Linked DNA regions of Mus musculus: all the other regions are linked to region 2. Evidence: chromatin loops called from intact Hi-C (ENCODE). Cell type or tissue: heart. All regions are shown on one strand.

Region 1 (8,000 bases), 230 kb after region 2:
CAGGATGCTCATGTGGGCATGGGTGGTGGTTGTTCTGGAATAGCTCCCTAAGCACAGTGTGGCACAGTGGAGGCTGTGTGCCAGGGAGGAGGATGCCTGAGTCTGCATGTCCACATGGATGTCCGCACGCACCCGCACACGAGCGAGTCCCGTGCACGCACAGGCTTGGCCTTGCGGGCAGTCCCATTTATTCGGTTTTTCCGTTTGCGAGAGTAAAGGCTTAAGAAAAGACCAGCACTCCAAAGGGGTTCCCGGAGCTGCCACAGGGACCTCGCCACGGTGCATAAGTACCTTATTCAGGGACTTGTAGGGCTCGGGGTCACTGAAGGAGAAGGGGGCATCACGTCGGAACTTCTCTCTGAATTCGTGCTGCTTGAGCTGGTGAGAGAGTGGGGTGGGGGTGGGGGTGGGGGGTCGGGGAGGGATGTCACGTCATGGCTGGCTCTGAGCATCCCAGCATGCCACACCCTCCCGCATGCTCCCAGCCCTGGCCTCCACTACCCTGCTCGGGCCCAGGCTACCTCAAACTGTTGGCACTTTCGTCTCAGGATGTTAACCTCGTTGGCCTGGAGGGGCGCCACATTCTGCTTCACCTGAATGGCCAGTTTCTTGGTGTTGGTCCACTGCTCTGGCAGCTCCTGTGGGAGGCGAAGGCAGAGCATGGGTGGGGGTTGTCATCTGCCTCCGTTTTCCCATTGGAGTTACTTGGGTTTGTTTTTTTTTTAAAGTATTTAATATGTCTGAGTGTTTGCATGCATGCAGTGCCCAGAGGGGTCAGAGGAGGATGCCGGAGCCCCTAGAAACGGAATTACAGACAGCTGTGAGCTGCCACGTGGGTGCTGGGTAGCAAGGTGTCTCCCTGAGCCTCTGTCTCTCCCCTTTTAAAGCTCTCTGCCATGTCAAAACTGAAGGCTCGGGAGAGACTTTTAAAGTAGCACAAAGTGCTCACGATGTCCCCAGCCGGCCCCAGAACGGCAGAGCGGGAAGCCCAGTGCTGTGCCAATCAGAACTTTCTCTACCTTTCATAGTGTTCATCAGCTTGAACCCATGCACGTGTGTGCATTGTGCACAGATTCATGTGATGGTGCAGATGTGCACACGTGTGCATGTATGTGCATCCGGGAATATGGACGCGCGTGTGCATATGAGTATGTGTGTGTGCGTGTGTGTGTGTGCATGGCTGTGTCTGTGTAGGTGACAGAGGGTAAGGGGGAAGTGAGGAGGGAGGGAGGGAGGGAAGCTGATAGGCTTGGGAAGAGATGGGAAACCGAGGAGCCAGGCACAGCTGGGGAGGGGGTGGCTCCTTGGAGGCCCTCCAGAGGGACATCCCCCACCCTGCTCAGCCATAGCCCAGTCAGTGTGACAATGGCTGTCATGTGGGCAGTGGATGGCAGGGCACAGGCAGCCTCTCTCTGCTCCCGTCTCCATCAGCGTTCACACCCATCGGGAGTGAGTGACCTCCACATTCAGGGAGATGAGAGGCCGTGGAGATGGCTTTAACCCCACAAAACTACTAGGAGGCTCTCACCAGCCTCAGCGGTGACCACTTGGGCCCTCTTCTCCGGGAAGATTCTGTCTCTGGCCTCCATACCCCTGGGGATCTGGAGTCTCGTAAGTGTCTAGCCTGCAGCGACCTGCCACAGTACTCCAGCACAGCACTGTTGGAACCCACCTGCAGCTTCAAGTAGATCTCCTCCGGCATCTCCTCCCCATAGCTCTTGAGCAGTTCGATGGTTTGCTTCAGGGGCTCAAACATGCTATCGGTGGCCACCTGCCTCTCCTTGACTTTCATCAGGTGCCCCATGACCTCTACCAGCCCGTCGTAGTCTCCCTCCTTAAGTGGCTTCTTCAGGGCTGTTCGGGTGATGTTCATGAAGCTTTCCAGATCAGCGAGGCTGCAGGACAGGGGGACTCAGGTGAGGGGCTCATCCTCCTCGGCCACCACCTCAATGTCCCCTTAGCAGGGACACTCGACTGCCATGCAAGGCACCACCTGGAGAGGGGCAGCCACTGCCCCCCCATGTGGTCCCCCTCGGCCTAGATGTCACAAAAGTATTAGCGTAGCCCAGGCTGATCCTTGAGCGCTATCTTAAAGCCACAGCTGAGAGCAGCCAGCCGCCCAGATGGGCTCAGTTAGAGAGAATGCTTATGCTGCTGTCGGTGACCTTCCTGTGCAATGACTGGGCTGTCCCAGCCTTCCTGCCAGGCTCAAGGCTTCAACACAGAGCCTGACAGGTACTTCACTCTTCTACCTGCCCTGCACTGGTCACAGCAAGGAACCACATGCACCACCTCCTGTGACAGTGGTGCTCCCCCATGTGGCATGGTGTGGTAAGGCATGCTGTTCCTCCTGTGACAGTGGTGCTCCCCCGTGTGGCATGGTGTGGTAAGGCATGCTGTTCCTCCTGGCCTCACCAGGAGCAAATAAATGTAAAGCCTATATCACAATCAGGCCACCCAACTTTCAGATCAGGCCACTGAGCCACTTACTAAGTCCGTGGTGCCTCTCCCAGGCTGTCGGGGGGGGGGGGGTCCGGGGAAGTCTCAGATTTGCAGCAGCGGGCCATGGCCTCACCTGTTGATGACGTGGTTGTTCAGGTATCGCTTGAACAGAAAACTCCAGCGCTTGATGGTGTTGAGCAAGGTCTGCTTGAAGGGGCGGCAGTCACACTGCAGCCAGCCATGGAAGACCTTGGTGTTCTCACAGCTGGACACCTCCTCATACAGCTTCTCATACGAGTCAATCTGCCCAACACAGCCGTGGATTCCATCAGCCATGGCTGTGTGTCCCCCACTAGCCATCGCCGCTTCCTGTCTGGCTGTGAAGGGCAGCCAGGTGGCCCAGGGTGCAGCTTAAGAGAGGCTGAGACCACTGCTACCTGTTTGCCCTGTCCCAACACCTCAGAGCTCCTTCTGCCCCACCTCTAGGAGGGGACAGATAGACAGAAGAGGATGGGATTGGGTGACTACAGTAAGGCTTCTGGAGCAGGAGGGGACTCCCAAAGGGCACCCCTTAACTCATGGGAGCACCTGCAGACTTTGAGCCATCCCATCTTTCTTCTCACTGGTGTGGGGGAGGAGAGGGCTTTCTCATTGTGCCCAAGACCAACCTCAGGACTGGATTGCTTCACTTTCTAGATTCCCAATTCTGACACCTGAGCTCTTGCTGACCCTGAAGGCCGATTCTTAGACTGCAGACCTCACCTGGAGCTGGCCTGAGTGTAGTGCTCCCAGCCACCTCTTATCTGGCTCTTAGGGACTCTTATTCTCAGGGATCAGTCCTCTGTCCTACTTGCCACAGGATGGGACACCAGCCAGCTCAGCATAGTGCCCTCACCTGACCTAACTGAAGTCATTCACACTACAAGCCTGGTAGATCCTGCTGAGGCCTCTTCTCTCTCCCTGGCTGCCTCTCTGGTACAGTGGTGCTCCCCCCCATGTGGCGTGGTGTAGTAAGGCATGCTATTCCTCCTGTGACAGTGGTGCTCCCCCGTGTGGCATAGTGCGGTAAGGCATGCTCTCTCTCCTGGCCTCACCAGGAGCAAATTTAAAACCTACATAGCAATCAGGCCACCCAACTTTCAAATCAGGCCTGTGGGGGGTGGGGAGGGGGTCGTCTACCCGAGGATGTGGGAGGTGACACAGGAGGACAACAGGACCATACACACCTGCTGCTGGAACTGAGCCAGGGTAGGTGGTGTCTTGGGGATGGTGTCGTCCGTCTTGGTGTCCAGCTCCTCAGGGGTGGGCGCGTGCCCGAAGATGAGGAAGTTCTTCATAAATTCTTGAAGGTCATCCACCCAAAGGTAGGAGTACCTCTCAAAGGAGTCCTGGTACTCCTCAGCCACCTTCATGGCTCCAATGACCAGGCTGGACACTTCCTCCCGCATCTCTATGAGGTCTGTGATATCCTCTAGGTCAGACTGCCGGGGTGGGAGTGGGGACAAAGATTGGGTCATTTGCCTTCATGAGAGACAGATTTTCCCCCAGACCTGGAAGAGCATCCTTCTGTGGGTGCTGCTGAGAGTCCTGAATGGAAGCAGGGGGTGTCTGTCAGTGTGCAGCGCCCCTACCCCACCCCTGAAAGAAGATTTGCTAAGGGTGGCTCTGAGCTGTCTGATCCCAGGGTGACGTGGGTGTCAGTTCATCCATTCTGTATTTGCACAGACCTTGGTTGTGTGCAATGTGCTGGTATGGACAAAGGGGACACAGAGCGAGCGACTCACATGGACTGTTGGGGGAGGGGGTATGTATGGACATTTTTAAAATAACAAACCCAGAAAACTACCCTCTAGTTAAATCTCTGCATGCATGCTATCTATGGTATGTACAAATCGATTGAATGTACACCTGGTCACTTCCGAGGCCTTTAAAATTCCTCAGTATATTCTGTTCAGATCTGCCGTTCAAACTCACTTCCAGACGCCCTCCTGCTCCTGGCTGGCAATGCCACAGGAGGCAACATTCTGTTACAGGGCATTTTTACATGTTTCCCCGTTGCTGGTGACTTATGCCTTTATTTTGATCCTGATGCCTTTCCCCCTTCATTAGCTCTCATTGTACACATTTAATCTTCTAATAAAAACGAGGGAGAGGGGAGCAGCCACGGAGTCCAGGCATTGATTTGACGGAGGTGGCTAAGGAGCACGGATTCGGATGGGTCAGTCCGTCAGGGAGAGGGTGACTTTGGCTGAGCCCTTGGCTGTCCTGTTGAGCTTGGTGGCACTCTAAGAGGGGCAGACTCCTTCATGCTAGCAAGAGTTTTTATTTTGTTTTGCTTTATTAAATTTTTGTTTTTGTTGTTAACTATTCTTTCTTTAGTTTTTTAAAGATTTATTTATTTTATGTATGTGAGCACACTGTAGCTGTACAGATGGTTCTGAGCCTTCATGTGGTGGTTGGGAATTGAATTTTTAGGACCCCCCGTTCACTCTGGTCAACCCCGCTCGCCCCAGTTGGCCCTGCTCGCTCAGCCCCTGCTTACTCTGGCCCAATAATTTAATTATTTATTATTATACATAAGTACACTGTCACTGTCTTCAGACACACCAGAAGAGGGCGTCAGATCTCATTACAGATGGTTGTGAGCCACCATGTGGTTGCTGGGATTTGAACTCAGGACCTTCAGAAGAGCAGTCAGTGCTCTTACCCGCTGAGCCATCTCACCAGCCTGCTTTATTACATTTTTTAAAAATTATTTTTCATTTATGTGTGGGTTTGGGTGTGGTGTGTCTCTCTGTCCCACCACAGAACCCAAACCCACACTACAGGAAGGCTCCTGGCAAGGCTGAGATTTCACTTGCCCCTGTGTCCTTCTCAGAGCCCCTGTATGCTCATGTGCAGTGTATCTTGGTTCCAAGGTTGACATGCCACCTGCTCCTCTATGCCAAGGCTCAGGCATCTCTGCACACCACAGACTCGTGGGTACAGAACAGATGGGAGTGGCTCTGCCCAGGTTTGCTCCATCTTGTAAAGAATGGAATCCATCTTTTGGAGGAGACCTGCCCTTTTTAATAGATAATCCAATGGGGGGGGGGGAGGCAGGTTAGGGACCTGGCTGGGGACCACCCCTGTCTAGGAAGGTAGATCATATACCATCCCCGCCTCTAGAATTCCTGCCTTTCTTGTGCAGGCTCCATGAGCTGACCCACCATAAGGCTGGACTAGGTCTGCCCACCTTTTGGGTTCCTGCTTCGAGAGGTTTAATTGTCTCTTTTTCTTCTTTTCCTTTCAAAGGGAGATTTGAGCTAAAGTAGGCCTAAACCCCATGCTAAAACTTTGGGGGTCTTTCCCCTTTTTCTAAAGACACTCCACGCCAGCTGTAGTCTGGTGTTACCCCTACCCCCAGCCACGTCATTTCAAGGTTCATGGCTGTTTTCTTTTCCTTCTCTGGTCTCCAGACAGCTGCACAAGTCCTGGGTTGCCTGCCCTGAGGTTTTCCCTTCTGACCCCCACACAGTATCTTGTCTCAGAGTCTGCCTGAGTCTTTCTGTTGCCCCTGAGCTTCTGTTTGTGTTGTTCTTAAATTCCTTTGTTATGAGCCCTAAGAGCCCTAAGAAGGGACATTGGGGCTCCCCAAGATTTTAGGCAACACTTTTTTTCCTGCCTTTTCTTTGATTGGCAGAGAAGAGGAACCATAATATTATACCTAAAGCAGGCACCAGCCCCAAGGTGGCCATGTGAGCTGCAGGCTGCGTATCCCACGGGTTGGCTCTGAGGGTGCTGAGAGGACAGGGAGGAAGGCCCAGCCAGTCAGTGAAGGACAGTGTAGTGGCATCAGGAGGGCCTCCCACAGCCACAGAGGGCAGACAGGCCTGTGTGAGCCTGTAGTTTGTTGGTCCAGACCCTTCTAAAGTGAGCCGTGAGGAATGGACGCACCGGGGATGTGGTTCCAGCAAGCTGGTATAAAGCCTTTTGCTTGGCTGGTATTTCAAGCTAACACCAGCACTTCTGGTCTTGACATGTGATCAGTTCCAGGAGGCTACTGAGGTCAGAGTTCTCTATTTGACTTCCATGGCAGAGTCAGAGTGGACTGAGCAGAGGGACTTTCTGTCTGGCCTGCATAGGGTGGACCACTGCCTAGCGCTTCTTTCCTGGAGTTTTCCTGCAAGGTCACCCAGTTCCCTAGGTTCATATGGTTTTAGACAGGTGCCCTGGGTCACACTGTATCCTCTGCTCTGATAATGTCACATTATCTGGCCCCTCCTTTTTTTTTTTTTTTTTTTTTGGTTCCTAGTTCCTCTGGACTGATCTACCAGTATCCCAATGGGTGCAGCTCTCAGATTCTCAGCTGCTATGGCTGTGTGTGGAGCTGGAGCCTTTGGGAAGTAGCCCATGGCCCAGATGTCTGACCCTGAGCACTAGGTACCATGTCAGACTCAGTACCATTCCCAGACTGAGCATCAGGGAGAAAGCCCACTGAGTCCCAGCATTCACTGCTCTCTGCTTCCTGACAGCAGATACACCGTGACTAGCCACCTCACACTCTTATTACCAAGTCATTCCCACCATGGTCAACCAAACTGTGAGCTCAGACTGTGAGCTACAATGAACCCCTCCTCTTTACAGTTGCTTTTCTTGGGTGCTCTGTCCCAGCAGTGAGAAAAAGAACTCACCTGGAACACTTGCCAAGACTCCAGAAGAGAGGACATTTGGAAGGCCAGATTCGTGTGTGTGTGTGTGGGGGGGGGGGGGCAGGGATCAGGCCCTTGGGCCTGGGGACTCAAGGGAACAGCAACCACAGACTGTCACATTCTGAACTGTCATCATCACGCTCTGCAGAGCTAGGCCAACAGAGCCAGCGCCCAAGAAGGGAAATGCCAAAGGATGGTAAGAGATCAAGACTGACCTTGTAGTTCAATCTGCCCTTGGCCAGGCGAGGGATGAGCCTGGCCACATTGTAGAGGTCATTGATCAAGCCCTCGATCAGCGACAGGAAGCCAGCCTCGTCGCCCATCTCCAGAGATGGGTTGTAGGTCAGACCGTCTTTATCCAGCTCCATGCGGATCTCAAATAGGGGAGCGATGCTCTCCTGAAAACAAGTTCCTGGGGGCTTAGCACCTCAGCTGATACTGAGTGATGCTTGGGTTGCCCACTCTAGGATCTGGCTAATATGTAGCTATTTCCAGCTGGAGCTGGTGCACACCAGCAGTTCAGACCACTTCAGCCAGATGCACAGTCATGGGCCCAAGGCCAGCCAGGAGTTGGCTGGGGGAAAAGCAGGGGTTGGAGCAGGCAGATCACTGAGCGTTGTGCGGCCAATCACCGTAGAGCCACTTCACATAAAACCAGGGTCACCCTTTCAGAAGGTGAGACAATGGCTGCCATCACGACTTGCTCAACAAGCCCTTGTATCCCTACATGGCTGCAGCCAGTCCATGTCTTAATGCCTCTGGTGAGGCTGCAAAGCTACAGGATACCAACTCCATCTGTCAGGAGATGCTATCAAGATTTACTCTGGAGCTCTTCCCACTATACCAGTTGCCTCTCCGGTTATGAGC
Region 2 (8,000 bases):
GGCCTCAGCAGGATTTGGGCTGGCTCATGGCGAGCTGGAAGAAAGTTATAGCCTCTCCCTGTCCAGCTTTGTAGACATTTGCCGAGGTGTCTGCCTGCTGGAAGTTAGGCTGTGAATTTAACTCCAGCCCCACGGAATGTGGATGGCTTTAGGACTCCAGGCTACACTGGGGAAGACCCACACAGTGGCTGTGAAGACCTCCACAATTGCCTAAGGGTATGTGTCTGTATATGTGGGCATGTGGCCAGACATGGGTCTTACTGAAGCCAGCCGAGGCCTCCCCTCTGATGGGCCAGTCTCCTTAGCAACGCCCAATGGTTTCATCTTGTTTCACGGTTCACTGGGTAGCTGGGCTCTGAGGCCCAGGTGAAAGGCAAAGCAGTGCTGCCCAGGGAGGAGTTAGCGGCTCAGAGCTGATGAGAAGAGACAGTGGGCTCCGGTGAGAGAAGAGACAAGTGGGGAGCTTTCCCACACATACAAGAACAAGCCTCTGGCAATCGGGCCTCACAGGCAAGAGCCTCACCCTTCCCTATGTGTGGGCCTCAGGTCCTGCAGCCAAATGTGGGCCAGCAAAGGAGCCCCATAGCAGCACAGGGCTCCCTGGCTCTGGGCTCACTTGCCTGCAAATGTTCTGCTCTTCCCTTTCCTCTGCCACACCACAGCTGCCTCTGGTCATTTATCCTCTGATGGCACCAGTGACCCACGAGGATGCAGTGTCTCCTGGATGCAGGCTTTACCCCACCCAGCACCTGACACACTAAGTCTGGACATATATAATGCAATACTGTGATGGCTTGCATACGCTTAGCCTAGGGAGTGGCACTATTTAGAGGTTGTGGCTTTGTTAGAGTAGGTGTGTCACTGTGGGTGTGGGCTATAAGACCCTCGATTCTAGCTGCCTGGGAGCCAGTATTCTGCTAGCAGCCTTCAGATGAAGATGTAGAACTCTCAGCTCCTCCTGCACCGTGCCTGCCTGGATGCTGCCATGCTCCCACCTTGATGATAATGGACTGAACCTCTGAACCTGTAAGCCAGCCCCAATTAAATGCTGTCCTTTATAAGAGCTGCCTTGGTTGTGGTGTCTGTCACAGCAGGAAAACCCTAACTAAGACACATAGGAAGAGGCAGACAGTGCCTGCCTAGGGGGAGCCCACCACACTGAGGTTGGGGTGAGAGGAGACTTGCCCCAAGCAGACAGGTATAAAGCCAAGGGTGCAGAGCAGCCACCATGGAGGCTGATGACCTACACAGAGCATTCATTGATTAGGAAAGGTCAAACTGAGCTCCAGCTAGCTCTCTAGTTCCTAAGGCTAGAACCTTAGAGCTGGCGAGGGGTTCCTGCCTGGTTAGGACACTAGCTCGCCTGGGAGAGCTTGTTCCCCATCAGTGGTGGGTAACGGCACAACGCGTTTTTATTGCCTGTCTCCAGAAGGCAGTTTAGGAGAGTAAGAAAGAAGACGCTGGCTTCATGCTCTACCACCTGAGACACAGGAGAAACACTCTGGGGCCCTGTGATCCCTAAATCCTAGATCACAGACAGATCTGGAGCCTCCTGGGGGTGCAGGGCAGACAGCCCTCTGTAGCCGGCTCTGACACTTCCCTGCTTGCAGTAGCTGCGGTCCAGACTGTTCATCACACGATGTCGCTGCCTGGGCCTGGCACCTCCCAGAGGTCCCCGTGGCAAGTGCTTTACCATTGTATTCTGCTTCCCATAGACACAGCTACAGGGCTCACTAGTCACAGACTGACGCCTTCCAGACTGGGAGCCAAAAGACACTTTTTCTCTAGTAAGTTGATTGGTGTTGGTAACTGTTATAGTGACATACAACGAGATTCATGTCCACATCCATGAGTATGTTTTTAAGTTTTGCCTGCATGTGTATCTGTGTACTTTGTATGTACCTGGTGCCAGTGGAGGCCAGAAGAGGACATCCGAGCCCCTGGAACTGAAGTTACAGATGGTTGTGAGCCACTGTGCGGATGCTGGAAGTCAAGCCTGTTGCTCTCTGTCACGTATTTAGCCCGGACATAAAAGTAACCAGTATAGTGCCTTCAGTATTTTATTTCACAGTCCACCTCTGACAACTCCACTGTGTCAGTCACTAAGGATCTATTTTCTTGAAGACAGGGTCTCGTGTAGCCCAGGCTTGCATCAAATTCTCTGAGTAGCTGAGAGTGGCCTTGAGCTTCTAATCCCCTAGCATGGTAGGGTTACAGTTGTGAGCTGTGAGCTGCTGGGGTTCGAACCCACAGTGCTGGGGATGGAGCCCAGGGCTTATGCACACTAGGCAATCCTGCTACACCCCAGGGCCAACCCCAACCCCAGGGCCTGCCTCCTCTATGCGCTTCCTTCTCTGGATATGCAGTCACAGCTTTCCCCACCTTATGCCTGGTTATTCCTGACTGCGTAAGGCCATCCCAGGAGTGTCACTGGAGCAAACCAGAGACGGAATGATGTCACCATCCTCCAGAGAGGATGAGCCTTCACCAGGCTAACAGCTTCAGGCATCTCACTGCCCACTCCAATCGTAGCACGGGGTCCCGGATCCCCTGGCCTCAGGGCCGCAACTGTCTCAGCACAAACTCCCACTTCTTCAGTGCCAGTTCCGTGTCCTGAGCAGACACATCTCGGTGCCACACAGCCCGCACAGACTGTTCTGTCCAGGGAAACAGCAGCACGCGCACGGCACGGCCAGTCTGAGCCACCTCCTCTGCACTCACAGCCTGCAGGCGCTGGCATAGCTCCGAGGGAGGCAGCCCAGCTACCTGCACCAGCACCATGTTGGTCTCCACGGTGGCAGGATCCACAGAGCAAATGGGTGACGCCAGGTCTTGGAGTCCTGGAGTCAGATATGGTGGTGAGTATACCCCAACCCCAGGGCCCAACCATGCCACTGCCAGATCGATCCCACAGGGAAGGCAGAAGGGCACCCCGATTATCCTGTGGGGAAACAGCTTGAATCCTGATGTGGCATTCAGAAACATGAGTTGAGTCCTACTTTTTCCTTCTTCCTCACACTAAATAGATTGGTCATCTACTCTGGGCCTCAGATGTGGGAACATCATAGGGTCATTATGAATGTTTAGAACATGCACAAAAGACCCAAGTTGGAGGCTCTACTCTGGCCTGGTTCCTGACTCTGCTGGTTGCACCCAGTGTGGGGTGCCCCTTGGAGCAGGGCCGGTGAGGCAAGAAGACCCAAGGTCCCATCCTAGAGACTTAGTGCCAACTAACTCTCTCTCTCTCTCCCCTCTCTCTCTCTTTCTAGAGCTGAGGACTGAACCCAGGGCCTTGCGCTTGCCTAGCACTGAGCTAAATCCCCGACCCTGTAGTGCCAACTCTCAACACGCTAGACTCTTGGGGTGCAGATCTGCTGGGGACCTGATCCTGCTGCCCGGGACATCTAGGCCCAAGTAGGAGGGAGCAAAAGGGATAGGGGGGGGTCCTTCCAGGCACCTTTAGCGAATCTCTGGGCATTCTCGTGGTCCCTTGGTAGCACCTCCTCTGCCTCAGCTAGTCCCACCAGGGCAGCCGCAGCCAGCACTCCAGCCTGGCGCATGCCTCCACCCAGGGCCTTGCGGAGGCGCCATGCTTCTCCAATGAAGTCTTTGGATCCGCCAACCAGAGCTCCCACTGGTGCACCTAGGCCCTAAGGGAAGAGAAGAGACCCTATCTCACAAAGCCTGCCCTTGAGATGAGGTTAGAGCTTCAGCCTCAGCACCCGAGCGAGGCAAGCAGGTCTGTCAGGCTCCGGAAGGACAGCCTACCTTAGAGAAACAGAAGGATACAGAGTCACAGTGCTCTACAAGGCGGGCAGGGGGTATGCGCAGAGCCACTGCTGCATTCATCAACCGAGCTCCATCCATGTGGACCCTTGCTCCGTGGGCGTGGGCCAGGAGGCACACCTGAAAGCAAAGGGCAGGTGGTGTTCAGAGGCAAAATTTCCAAGAGACCACTGGGCTTGGAATCTTGTTTTTTTTTTTTAAATTTAAATTAAATCCAGAAGCACTGGATTCCCCAGGAGCGAGAGTTACAAATTGTGAGTTGCCTGGTGTAGGTGCTGGGAATATAATTCAGGTCCTCTGGAAGAGCAGCAAGTGATGCTAACCATCCAGCCTTCTCTCCAGTTGTCTTATTTTTATTTTATGTGTGCAGGTGTATGCCATTGCAGATGGTTTTGATCCAGCCAAACTCTCAGTCTCTCTCTCTTTCTCTCTCTCTGGTTTTTCGAGACAGGGTTTCTCTGTGTAGCCCTGGCTGTCCTGGAACTCACTGTGTAGACCAGGCTGGCCTCGAACTCAGAAATCCGCCTGCCTCCCAAGTGCTGGGATTAAAGGCGTGCGCCACTACTGCCCGGCTCAGATTCTCTCTTAGAGCACTGTTGTTAACCACTGAGCAATCTCTCCAGTCCGCCAGAGAGAGGATTTTCCTAAGGAAAGGGACTGTATCAGGGGAAACAGGAAGCCCAGAGTGCACTGGGCTGGCATTGGGACACTGCTGTGTGGGAGCCTACCTGGGGGAGGTAGCCTACCTGGCGGAGGTAGTCGACAGGGAGGACCCGGCCTCCCGCGCTGCTGTGAGTGTTCTCCAGGTACACGAGCTCACAGACTGGATGGTAGGGACTCCCAGAGCCCCGCGTGAGTGCCCTCTCTAGCTCATTCAGGTCCAAGGTGCCATAGGGCAGGTCGGGGAGGGGGTGGGAATGCACCCCAGCGATCTGCAGGTGGGAGAGGATGCTGGATCAGGTGGGTCCGGTGGCACTTCTGGGTAGGAAGGTTCCCCTGCAGTCAGAGCCACCTCTGGAACCCAGGGTCTTTCTTCTGAGCATGTTTACACAGCATCCGAACTGGAAAGGCTGCTGGTTCCTGCTTTTTCTGTTCAGTCGTTGCCCTTTGGCGTCTTTCTGGAGTGCTAGTGCTCCATCTGTCCACTAGAGGGCAGTAAGGCACCGCGACAAGTGAGCAAATCTGGGCCCAGGCCCTCCCTTCCATCTCTCTTTCCCCCCTCTGCCGGTTCCAGGCTGGTACCTGAGAAACAGGGGCCTACCTTGACATCCTAGCTGGCTGAAGAATATCCAAAACCCCAGGGTATTATTGTCTGGTCCTTACCTGTGCCACCCCGCCCTGCTCATAGACGTGGAGGTGGCATTCCTGCCCAAGGAGGACCTGGGAACCCCGGCGCCGGCAGTGACCCATCACTGAGACAGATGGGAGGAGGGCAGGATTTGGAACTGGGTCCAGAGGATCTCTCTGCCCCTGCTCAGCTTGGCCAGGCTGAGCTAGGGCCCCCAGTGAGCTCAGACTCCCTCTGTCAATTGGGAGTCAAAACACCTCACTGTCACGTGTTGAAAAGACTGGTGTGTTACACAATTCTAGGCTGTGAAGGCTGGACACTAATAACCTGCACCAGACCCCCATGGCCAGCAAGGAAGAGTGCCAGGATGCTGCCTCCAGGAACAGGCATCCCAGGGTACCAGGAGCAGCCAGAGGACAGAAGCACACTGGGAAACAACCCAGGCCAGGGCTGCAAGGTAAGCATCCAGGAAGAAGAGCTAGGGAGTAGCAGAGACTCAGACCTCACTCCTCCCACTGCCAAATGCAGAGTGCTCCACCAGTTGCACCCAAAAGAAATCCAGGTGTGTGCCCACCAGTGCCACAGACCCTTTGAGCTGGGGCTCAGAGGGGCGGGTAAGACACTCACCAGAGATGAGGTTGGCCATAGTGTTGGTGGGCACAAACAGCGTCCTCTCTACCCCAAGCAACTCTGCAGCCTTTTCCTGCAGTTCTGAGAAGGGAGGGGGGCAGGGGAAGGGCAAGAATCAGCAATTCCTCGGGCCACTGTACCGTGGCACACAGTTCGTGTGTACTTGTTACAGGGTTTGATAGAATAGACCTGTGATTCCAGTACTCTGCTGAAGCAGGAGGATAACTGAGTTGGAGGGCCGCCTGAGCTATACAGCAAGACCTTATCTTAAGCACTTCTCTCCGAAAAGGTACATTTGCTCGGATGAGAAATGATGGTCCTGTGGGTGGGGCTTGGAGTCTGTGATCTTGGTAACCACGTGCCACAGCCAGAGGCCCCTCTGTCAGTCCTCCTGAGCCACAGTCCCCGCCCCAGGCCACCGAAACTCCCTTGTGGTTTGAAGCCCCTTTCCCACCCAGACCTCACACCTGTTTTTCTCCCTTTCCCAGAAGCCCCGGCAGGTGAGGCCTTGTGGTTTCCCTGTGGACTTCCTCTGCACATCACCACGGAAGAAGAGCCTCTGGGGAGCGGGCAGGGCACAAAGAGTGCAGCTGGCGGGTGAGTGGATGGCCTGGGTAAAGGCCATGGTGGCTCTCCTGTCTGTGACACAATGCTCAGTGCTAAAGTGATCTAGATTCTGTCCCCAGAGGACACATACCCGTGTCTCCCTGAGCCCTGTGTGCGGTCGGGGATGAGTTCTGCTCGCTCCTCCTCCCAGCCCCTGGTTCACCCTCCTCAGACTCCTGTCGAGGCCAGGACCTCCCAGCCTTGATGTGGTGACCTGTTTACACCAGGTGCCTGCTGAGAGCAGTGTAGCTCAGCATCTTTGAAGTTCCTGGTAATATCTTGTTGTCAAGAGATTCTAGATCAGCCCCAATCACCCCTGGGTCCACAAAGGTCAAGTGTGATCTCTGGTGTATCTCTGGATCTCTAGTGCACACACAGCAGCACTAGAGGTCCACCTTAGCAGTGACTATTGACCCCGGGTGGGCTTTGGTTTGCTGTCTCCTTAACGCGCTGCACTCCCTAGATATGAAATTCTGCACCCCCCCCCCCCCCCTGTGAAGGAGCAGCGAGCACTTTCTTTGCTGGATTGATTTTGTCTTTGTGAAGTCAGCCAATGAATGAAGGAGAGTAGTTAGCCCTCCTTGTAGTAAGACCTGTCTCAAACCCTGGTTCTTCCCTGTTCCTGATGTGGGTCCTTGAACTCCTCTCTGCCCATCTCGGGGTCTTGCTTTGCCAAGTCTGGACAACACCCATCTGGGCAATTGGGTGACAGTGGGCAGAAATCACCAGGTGGTCCTGTTAAAATGCAGATTCTGGCTCCCCAAGTCCATTGTGGAGCTCAAGAGTCTGCATTACCAGGGATCTCTCCGAGAAGGAACAAGAACGCAGAGTGCACCACTGAGCGTCCTCAAATGTCAGCGAGGCACCCCTCTGCGTCCGTGCTGTCCTGTCAGAACCACGGACAGCGTCCCGGGGTCACCGCAACGACCCCTGCCCCGGGCCTGTTCGCCGGGCTCACCGTGGACCGTAGGGTCTTCGCCGTAATCATCGTCTCCTACAACCGCTTCGGCCATAGCGCGCCTCATGGCCGGCCCTGGCCGGGTCACCGTGTCGCTGCGTAGGTCCACCACGTGGGCTGGGACCCCCGCCCAATTCCTAGACCACTGAGCCCAGGGCACCCTGAGCCCCGGGACCGTGGCCCGGAACAGGCTGCGTAGCATGGCGGCCCGGAACAGGCTGCATAGCATGGCTGTGGCACTCGTCTTTCTCGGCCGCAGGAGCGGAGGACAGTCTCTTCCGTGCCAGCGGGGAACCCGTGTAACTGGACTCTTCTGACCCCGCGCGGACCTGAACTGGGCAAGCCCGGGGCACTATGGGAATTGTAGTCCTCTCTGGAGTTTTATACATTATTCGAGCCCCGCAGCATGCTGAGAGTTGTAGTTTTTGTGTTCCGTTGTTCCAAAGGCTAGGAGATTTTGGAATGACAGTTCCTTACTTTGCTGAGTGGGAAACAAAGCTGAGGTCCGGGGATTTTAGCGTGTACATGGTACTGCTCGTGGCACTGCAGATTTAACTTAATTAAGCGTCTCAGCCACTCTGGGAAACACCTGGGTGTTTGGGAATGGAACTCAGGTTCTCTTCATAATCAGTTCCATGCCTCTGAGCCACCTCTCCAGTCCCTCACGGTCCTCATTTTACACCCGAGGAAACAGGCTGCAGACACTGATGTGAAGTCCAGGAATCAAGTATG
Region 3 (8,000 bases), 350 kb after region 2:
CCTGGCAGTGGGACAGTACGTGTCTGGATTCCTAGAGTTTGATGTGTCCAGCCCGGTCCACAATGAACTGCACTGACGGGTGGGGACATTCCCAGGACTGATCTCTGCACTGGCCTCACTGCCATCAAGGCTGCCTTTCCAGAAGCACGAGAGCACTTCTGTTCATGAGCTACTGTCCACACCTTGGGGGTTGTTTTCCTACTGACTGCCATCCTTCCTACTGGTTTGTAGAACTGAACAGACTATTTAAAACATGTAATGCAATCTGCAACTTATTTTTAACTCCAATTCTACCTTCGGTTTTACACATCTTTTTAAAAAACAATCAAACCTATAATCTTTCCTTTCTACCATTTCCCCCAATAATGGTCCCTGAGCACAGTGGATGTGGACTGCAGAGACATCAAGGACTAAAAGGACATAGTGTTTCCCCTGTGTGGGCTGAGGCAGACTCTGGGCCACTCTTGGACATGTGCTCTGGGGGTCTGAAGAGTATGGGACTCAGTGGGGAGCTAGAAGGACTATAAGGAGGGGGTTAGAGGGCAGAGGCCTTTGGAGGGCTGTTGGAGGCCTTGGGCTGTTTCAAGGACAGCAGTTTCTGTTCTGGGTGAGATGAATGTCCACGTTCTAGGCAGATCAGAGACACCTGTCTTCCTTTGTGACATACCACCCTGGGTGCGGGTAACCAGGGCAGATGCCATATGACCTGAGAAGCTGCTATGAGAGATGGGCAGCTAAGCAATAAAAGGCTCAAATACCTACTCTATTTATGTCTAAGGTAGTGCCAGGGCCTACTGATGCACTTCAAATGAGGCATGAAGAGTCAAGGCCTGAGAAGGTTAAAAATATGAACTCCATCTTCTGAGCACAGGCCACAGGTTGGCCCCACAGCTTCTGCTCCCCAGTCCTTTCCCTCGACCCCCATGAACCCTTACACCCCCACTTCTCAGGATCTCACAGCTTTATCCCTTGGGTACCTTTGATTCATATCCTCTGCAAATCAGGACTTCACAGCCCTGTCCTCCAGTCCCCGACTACAGCTCCTCAAAGCCCTGTCCATCAGTCCCTGGCTTTGGGCCTTCACAAATCTCACCTCCATAATTCAATAAACCATTCTTAGTATAATTCTCAAAAAAGTGATCAAGGGCTAGAGAGATGGTTCAGTGGTTAAGAGCACTGGCTGTTCTTCCAGAGGTCATGAGTTCAATTCCCAGCAACCACATGATGCTCACAACCATCTGTAATGGGATCTGATGCCCTCTTCTGGTGTGTCAGCAACATGCTCATGTATAAGAAAGAAAGAAAGAAAGAAAGAAAGAAAGAAAGAAAGAAAGAAAGGAAGAAAGGAAGAATCATAGTAGCTCATACAGCAGCCCTACTGGGCTAATCACGAGACTTCATGGCAATCCAGGGGACAGGCCTGAGTCCTAGCTTCTGTGAGCCCAAGCTGAAAAGCTGCCCTACAAACTGGAATGCAACAAACCCCCCTGACCATGTCACAATGCCTTCTGCTTGATTTCTGCTTCCTAAAGCTAGCGCAGCACTAACTCTGTTAACTAAAACAGGAATAAAGAAACCTGTTATAAGTCCCAAAGTACCATGTTTGACTCAGAGAAGAGTAACTAGATAATTATCATCCTTACTAGGCAAGGCATGTGGTGTACCCCAGTAATCCCAACACTCAGGATCCTGGGGTGGGGGAATCACGAGCTAGAGGCCCACCTGAACTATAGAGCAAGAGCATCCGTCTCAAAGGCTAAACATCAACATCCAGGGTCCTAGGCACAGGCCTGTAATCGTAACTACTTAAAAGGCTGAGGCAGAGGGCTACAAATTCAAGTCTAACTCCCATGCTACAAAGCATATTCAAGGCCAGGCTAAGCAACTTATCAGGACTCTACCTAAGCAGGACGTAGATCAGTGAAAGAACATTCATTCCTCTTGCTTTAGCTTACAAATTGGGGCTAAGAACTTGAAAGCTGGCAATATTAAGAGTTCCAGCATCCTAGCTGACTGTGGTAGTGCACATCTTCAATCCCAGCACTCAGGAGGCAGAGTCAAGTAGATCTCTATGAGTTCAAGGCCAGCCCAGTCTACACAGTGAGTTCTGAGGAATTAAGGCTGCATATTGAGACATTGCCTCAAAAGCAAATAAACTAAACTAAAATAAAATAAAATAAAATAAACAAAACCAAAAAATCCCTAGTTTACAGCATCTAGTTAACATAAACAGGACTATGCAGAACACTGGAATATATAAGCATCTCGCACACTAGGCACATCCATAGCCAGTGCCAAATGGAGTCTCCTAGAAAGGTCACGATGCACTTACCTGAATGGGAACTGCTAGGAAGTTCCCATGGACATTTGAAATAACAAAAGCAGACCAGGCTCAGAACAGTGCTTCAGATACTGTGGAGCGTCATAGGAGCTGAGGGAGACCCAACCAAGCGGAAGAAGACATACGCATATTCAAATCACATGTCATGCTGTTCCTCTGTGATTTTGTTTTTAAAATAAATTTTATTGTGCATATTTAAGGTGTACAACATAATGTTCTGGAAGACATGCAGGGCAAATTAGCACACCTGTCATGTCTGTACTTACTCTTGTGTTCCATGGCAGGAACACCGGCTTTACTCTTCCTCCATGGCCCCCAGCACAGCACACTGCTTAGCTGACGGGTCCAGACACATAAACATATTTAATCCTTTACTCCCACCCACCAGTAATGGGTAAGGTGAGAACATACAAAGATGGCTGACTTGCCATGACACTGGATGACATGACTATTTCTATGATATTCTGTGCTTCACTACCATGCTTACTCTCCAACTCTAGAGCACTTCCTGCCTGGTTCAGATGTTATAGCTTAGCTTTTCCACATGTCTACCCACCAAGTAAAATTACACATATATTTTTGATGAAACCACTACTTAGCATTTAAAAATGAATAAATGAGTTGGAGAGATGGCTCAGCCATTAAGGGCTAAGCTCACAACCAAAAATAAAAATAAATAAATATTGCCTATGGAATATGCTACAAATGAAATTAGCACAGTGGCACTAAGGGTCACTTTTTCCTGTCTTATGTCTGTCACTGATTAATTGTCAAATTCTACCACAGCATAAAACAGTACCAACAGGGTCAAGTGTACCAAGCACTGTGTTCAAAGGTGCCTTCCAGAGAAGAAGACTCCAGGACAGAGGAGGAGATATTGCTGAGACCCTAAAGCCTGCTCCTGTCCCCTTGACAAGCCTCTCTGGCACCTGGACACCCATGGGGTTCTCATGGCTGGCCAGAACAAGCGTGCATGAGGTAGAATTATAACACTTTTATTATCAAAATGAAGAGTCAACATTAACAAGTTGTCAAAACAAACACAGCCTAATGCATGCCTTTGACAATGTTATATGTTGCCTGTCCCGTCCCCCCACCCCCCCTTCTTCAGGTTCTTACTTGTCTAGGCTGGCTTTGAACTTGCAACCGAGGAAGTTCAATTCCTAAGTGTTAGGATTACAAGGGTGTGTCACCATGATATCTCTTGTCTTATTTTATTTTTTCTAAGAAGGGAAACTGACATTTGCAGGAAAAATGAAGACACAGAAAAGGTATAATGTTGTAAAACCAACAAAGATTGATCTTATTCCTTTGTTAAGAAAATCTAGTATCAGTGCCATCAAGTGTCCCAGAGTGAGCACGGTATGGCTCAGGTTCCCTGCCACAATGCTCTCAGAGAAGACCCACTGTCCTCCTGGAGTGCAGTGGTGTCTTAGCATTGAGAAGTCTCACAGCTAAAGCGACTCTCTGGAGGCAATGACATAAGGCCCAGTCGACCTCAGCCCAGAGCTGTTAGAATGTACATCTTGCATCTTCATTGACATGTTACTGATGCCAGGGAGACACTTTCCTCCACGGCAGAGAACACACAGTATGATCCACAGGGAGGAATGATAAAGCTAATGCTGAATCAATCTTCACAGCACACTTCAATGTGGCTACTGTAGCACCTTTAAATATCTTTTGAGTGAAGAGAACAAAAAATTTACTTTAATTAATTAACGAAAAAGTTTAAAAAATAAACTTAAAAAAAAAAAAAAACCCGCTTGTATCCGGAGACTGGTCTATGCTGCCCTCTGCTGGCTAAATGAATACACTGTTGCTCGCCATGGCTGTTAAGTTACCTTTGAAAGTGTGTTTGGTGCAACCCTAATGTAGGAAATACATTTTGTGATTATGTGGCAACTTTCAGCTTCACTCTCCCTTAGGGTTTTTCTTCCCTCTTGATGCTTTGAGACTGGAACTCACTTTGTAGTCTTGGATTGTCTCACATTCATTATGTAGACCTCTGCCTTCCAATGCTGGCACAGGCTTACACCACTATGCCAGCATCCCTCTGTCCAGCAAGCCTTCCCTTGCCCAGGGTAACTACAGTCAAGTGTGTACTGAATGCTCCGCTCAGATTTGGCCAACACTGCGGAACCTTTATGAGCCATTCTGTCTGGCACTTTGTCCCCAAGTGTTAAGTATGGGGTTTACTGAAGGACACAGGGTGGCAGCTGGAACAGATGACCACAAAGCAGCTAAGAACGGAGTTCTGAGGCTGAAGAACTCCAAGCTCAGAGGAAGAATAAAAAAAAATTCCCCCGTGGGAATAGTGGAGAAATTGGAGAAGGAAAGAAAAATGCCTTTTGAGAAAACCAAGAACTTGGTGGCATCGTCTGGCATTTACTTTAGAGGTGACCTAGAAATAACAAATGCTACACAGAAGTCACCATCTCAAAAGATATAACCTTTGGGGTGAGGAAGCCCCATCTGAGATGGAGGACAGTTTCAGACAGAGCTGCGCAGCACAGGAGTCCCCTCAAGAGCCAGCACGCCTGGCTCCTACTCCCACTCTCCTCGTTACTCCACTCTTTGAAAACAACTGTGTGCCCAGTCACACCAAAGCTCATTCTCTTCCCAGGCAAGGAACCTACTCCAGAGAGTGGACTACAAGAAGCAGGGATGGAGAAAAGGCAAACAGGAGTCCTATCAGGAAACTGATCCATCACACTGCCGGATGGTCTGGCAAGATCTGTTAGCTAAGAGACCAGAGCCTTCAGTCTTGAGAATCCACCCAGTGAAATTTAAATACATGGATGAGTTCGCAAAGTAATAGAGAGATATTTCTGCAGGACTACTTGATCTCTCTGAGCTATTTGACTGAGGCAGAATAGGCATTCTCTAGTCATCTCATCCTCACCATCATCATCTCTAATTCAAGATGAAGTATGCTTAGGGGTGAAGGAGGTGACAGCCATCTGCCCTGGCCCTTCTTTGAGCACCCTCCCACCTTGCTCTCCTCTGCACCTCACCCCTCCCACATACTCCCCCTGTACCTCACCCCTCCCACCATGCTCTCTCTTGTACCTCATCCCATGGTACCACATAGGAACAGTTTGCCTAAACTCTGAAACTCCTAAATGGCAGCTCCTTGCTACCAAAGCTTCACAGGCTAGCAGTGGTGGCCTTTAATTCCAGTACTCGGGCAAAGACGGGTGGATCTCTGTGAGTTTGAGGTCAGCCTGGTCTACAAAGCAAGCCCAGGACAGCCAGGGCTACACAGAGAAACCCTGTCTCAAAACAAAACAAAAAAAAACAAAAACAAAAACAAAAAACCCACAAAACAACAACAGCAGCAGCAACAATAAAACAAACCTTCATGGACAACAAGAAGTTTTCTGAGATGTGAAATGCCAGTCCAAAACAGACAAAAAACCAAAAAACCAACCTGCTATTAAATAAAGCAGACATTGCATAAGCAGCCTGAGTTGTCTTATAAACAATACTCACTGACAGCATGCCTTCCTGCTCTTCCTTCCTCCTGGTTGAAACTGCATAGGAATGTGTGATGACTGTACTTCTGTGGAAGCAGGGCAAGCACAGTGGATAAAACACAGAAGTAACAATCTGGGGCCCACTCACAGCCCAACAGGAAACCTCCATCCAGCCTTGACAATGGTCTCCAGGCCATTTTCTCTGAGTTCACCAAACACCCACATGGCTGCCCTGTGGGGAGGGTGGTATGCAGCAGACTAACAGCACGTTCTATGAGGTGTCATGGCACGAGGCTGTACCTCAGGCTCTAACCAAGGGTGCGTTCCACAGAGACTGTGTTTGAACAGAGAGCATTCTCCACCATCCGTCTGCTGCCAGGACCCGTGGGAATTGTGAGGTATTCAGAGCTGAGTTCCAGTTAACGGAAACAGCTCTTTAGTGTTCTCTGAACATTTCTGAATGGGCAGAAGAGGCGATGAGGTTTCCATGAACCATCTTATGTGACTACTGCCAGGAACTGTGAATGCAATGAGCTTACTCAGATGGTACACCTTCCATGTAAATGCCTTCTGCTCAAACCTCAGAATACCTCACCTATTTCATTTCTAAAAATGTAAATATTGTTCTTTGTCATCCTTTGTTAAGACAGGCTGTCTGTAATGCAGATGAGCCTCACCTCCCTACGTAACTGAGGATGACTTTGAACTCCTGACTCTCCTCTACCACCCACATGCTAGGACTACAGGCGCACACCACCAGAGGTTCCCACTACATTTAACTGGCAAGTCTCTTCAGTCACTTTCAGCCCACGGCGGTCCCTCAGCAGTCACTCCAGGTTTCAGGGCTTGACACCTGAGCAGCAGCTCATCAGTCCCTCAGCCTCCATCTGTCAGCTTCGGACTACACGGAGGTCACGCGATTAGATAAGAATAACACGTAAAATGAGGTCGCCTCTGGGTCAGAGGTATGTGGAGGCAACCAATCTTTTTGTCAGCATCGATGACCCTGAACACTGGATGAAGGAGAGTAAGGCGGGCTTCTGTGAGGCTACCTGTAACCGCACTCCAACCCCTAGACTAGTGTCTCACTGGGGGACTCCTGCTCCTCAGCATCTGCTTCTGAGTGGTAATCCCACTGCCAGTGTCCTCACGGTGGCTCAGCATTTCTAAACTCCACTGCTTTCTGCCATCACAGGATCTTCCAGGCTGGCTCATTTCGTGATTTGTCACATCAGGCCATGGCATCACTATCTTGCCAAGGACTGTGGAACCTTTTGAATGTAGATGGTATTTGGAAACCAAGACCAGGGTTCTTGGGTGCACTGAATGAACAGCTGTAGCTGTGAAGCTGCTCCAACACCTGCAGGAAGAGGCACTCACCACTCTCTCTCCGTCCCACTGGGTGACCCCAGGGGTGCCAAGCACACACGCGCCATGCTCTGTTGGCTGAGTTCTCATTGCTGGTGGTAGATGCTCTACATGGAGCCCGGACAGTGATCCTCTGGATCTATGTGCTACTCCACTGCCACTCTTAACTTTCTTCGTCAGGGCTTTTGCTCCACAAAGTTCATCTATCTATAGTCTAGTCTGTCAAACTAGTCTTTATGACTTCTGGGTTTAAAGGAGGGTGACTTAGGAGTTAGTGTTCCCAATAAAACTAAAATTATCACCAAATTTATGTCTGTCTGTCTGTCTGTCTGTCTTTAATCTAAACTCATTCATCTGCAGTTGATTAAAATATAAAACAACAAATGGATCTAAATTTCTCTCTGAATGGATAGTTAACTGTCATCAACATCTGTAGAAATGTCACCAGGATCCAAAACTCCCAGGAGCCAGCTGCCTGGGCCTGGGCTGGACAGAAGTCACCTGCTCTCTCCAGATGAGAATTTTCTCATCTAGAAAACATATTTTTATTCTTCACAGGTATGTGGTCCATGCCTGTAATTCTAGCTAAGGTAGGAGTGTCCTGAATTTGAGGACCTGGGCTATGTAGAGAAGGTTTGTGAAGCAAGAAAAGGAAGAAGAGGGAAGAAGGAGGGAGGAAGGGAAAGCAGATGATAGGCTATATTAATTTTAAGATTATACTTTATTTAACCAAATATAGCTGAAACAGCACTTCAACATGTAACCAATATAAAAATTATTACAGTATTTTGCATATGTATAAAGCATATATG

Evidence for each region. Peaks named below come from ENCODE experiments on the same cell type or tissue, not always from the same donor. Only the 100,000 strongest peaks of a DNase experiment are listed, where the experiment ranks them.
Region 1: a loop joins it to region 2, with 9 times the contacts of the local background. A loop is called at or near these places in 28 of 42 quality-filtered maps.
Region 3: it touches region 2 in a loop (6-fold over the local background); 21 of 42 quality-filtered maps call a loop at or near these places.

The regions. Positions count from the first base shown.
Region 1 is chr11:118,100,748-118,108,747 of GRCm38, forward strand. It overlaps Dnah17 (dynein, axonemal, heavy chain 17), which reads right to left. Exons shown (of 81, transcript NM_001167746.1): 18 at 7,349-7,531; 19 at 3,669-3,923; 20 at 2,576-2,745; 21 at 1,673-1,895; 22 at 522-638; 23 at 292-378. Among named protein-coding and RNA genes, the nearest start is that of Dnah17, 24 kb to the right of the region's middle. In heart, CTCF peaks have their summits at 2,332, 2,531, 3,476 and 3,677; DNase peaks (open chromatin) are centred at 2,314, 2,824 and 3,464; H3K27ac peaks cover 1,134 bases; H3K27me3 peaks cover 887 bases.
Region 2 is chr11:117,865,903-117,873,902 of GRCm38, forward strand. Tha1 (threonine aldolase 1) reads right to left here and starts at 7,624. Exons shown (of 7, transcript NM_027919.4): 1 at 7,269-7,624; 2 at 5,702-5,785; 3 at 5,110-5,198; 4 at 4,533-4,718; 5 at 3,769-3,906; 6 at 3,458-3,650; 7 at 2,047-2,840. The coding sequence starts at 7,497. The coding sequence ends at 2,557. It overlaps Gm11725 (a long non-coding RNA gene), which reads left to right and starts at 5,183. Exons shown (of 3, transcript XR_001780380.2): 1 at 5,183-5,531; 2 at 6,193-6,301. RefSeq lists an enhancer at 1-1,776. In heart, CTCF peaks have their summits at 4,923 (motif pointing right) and 7,510; DNase peaks (open chromatin) are centred at 5,079, 6,266 and 7,549; H3K4me3 peaks cover 1,367 bases; H3K27ac peaks cover 1,071 bases; H3K27me3 peaks cover 2,117 bases.
Region 3 is chr11:118,216,627-118,224,626 of GRCm38, forward strand. All of the region lies in intron 1 of Cyth1 (cytohesin 1), which reads right to left. Among named protein-coding and RNA genes, the nearest start is that of Cyth1, 28 kb to the right of the region's middle. In heart, a CTCF peak has its summit at 4,150 (motif pointing left); DNase peaks (open chromatin) are centred at 45, 4,465 and 5,925; H3K27ac peaks cover 606 bases.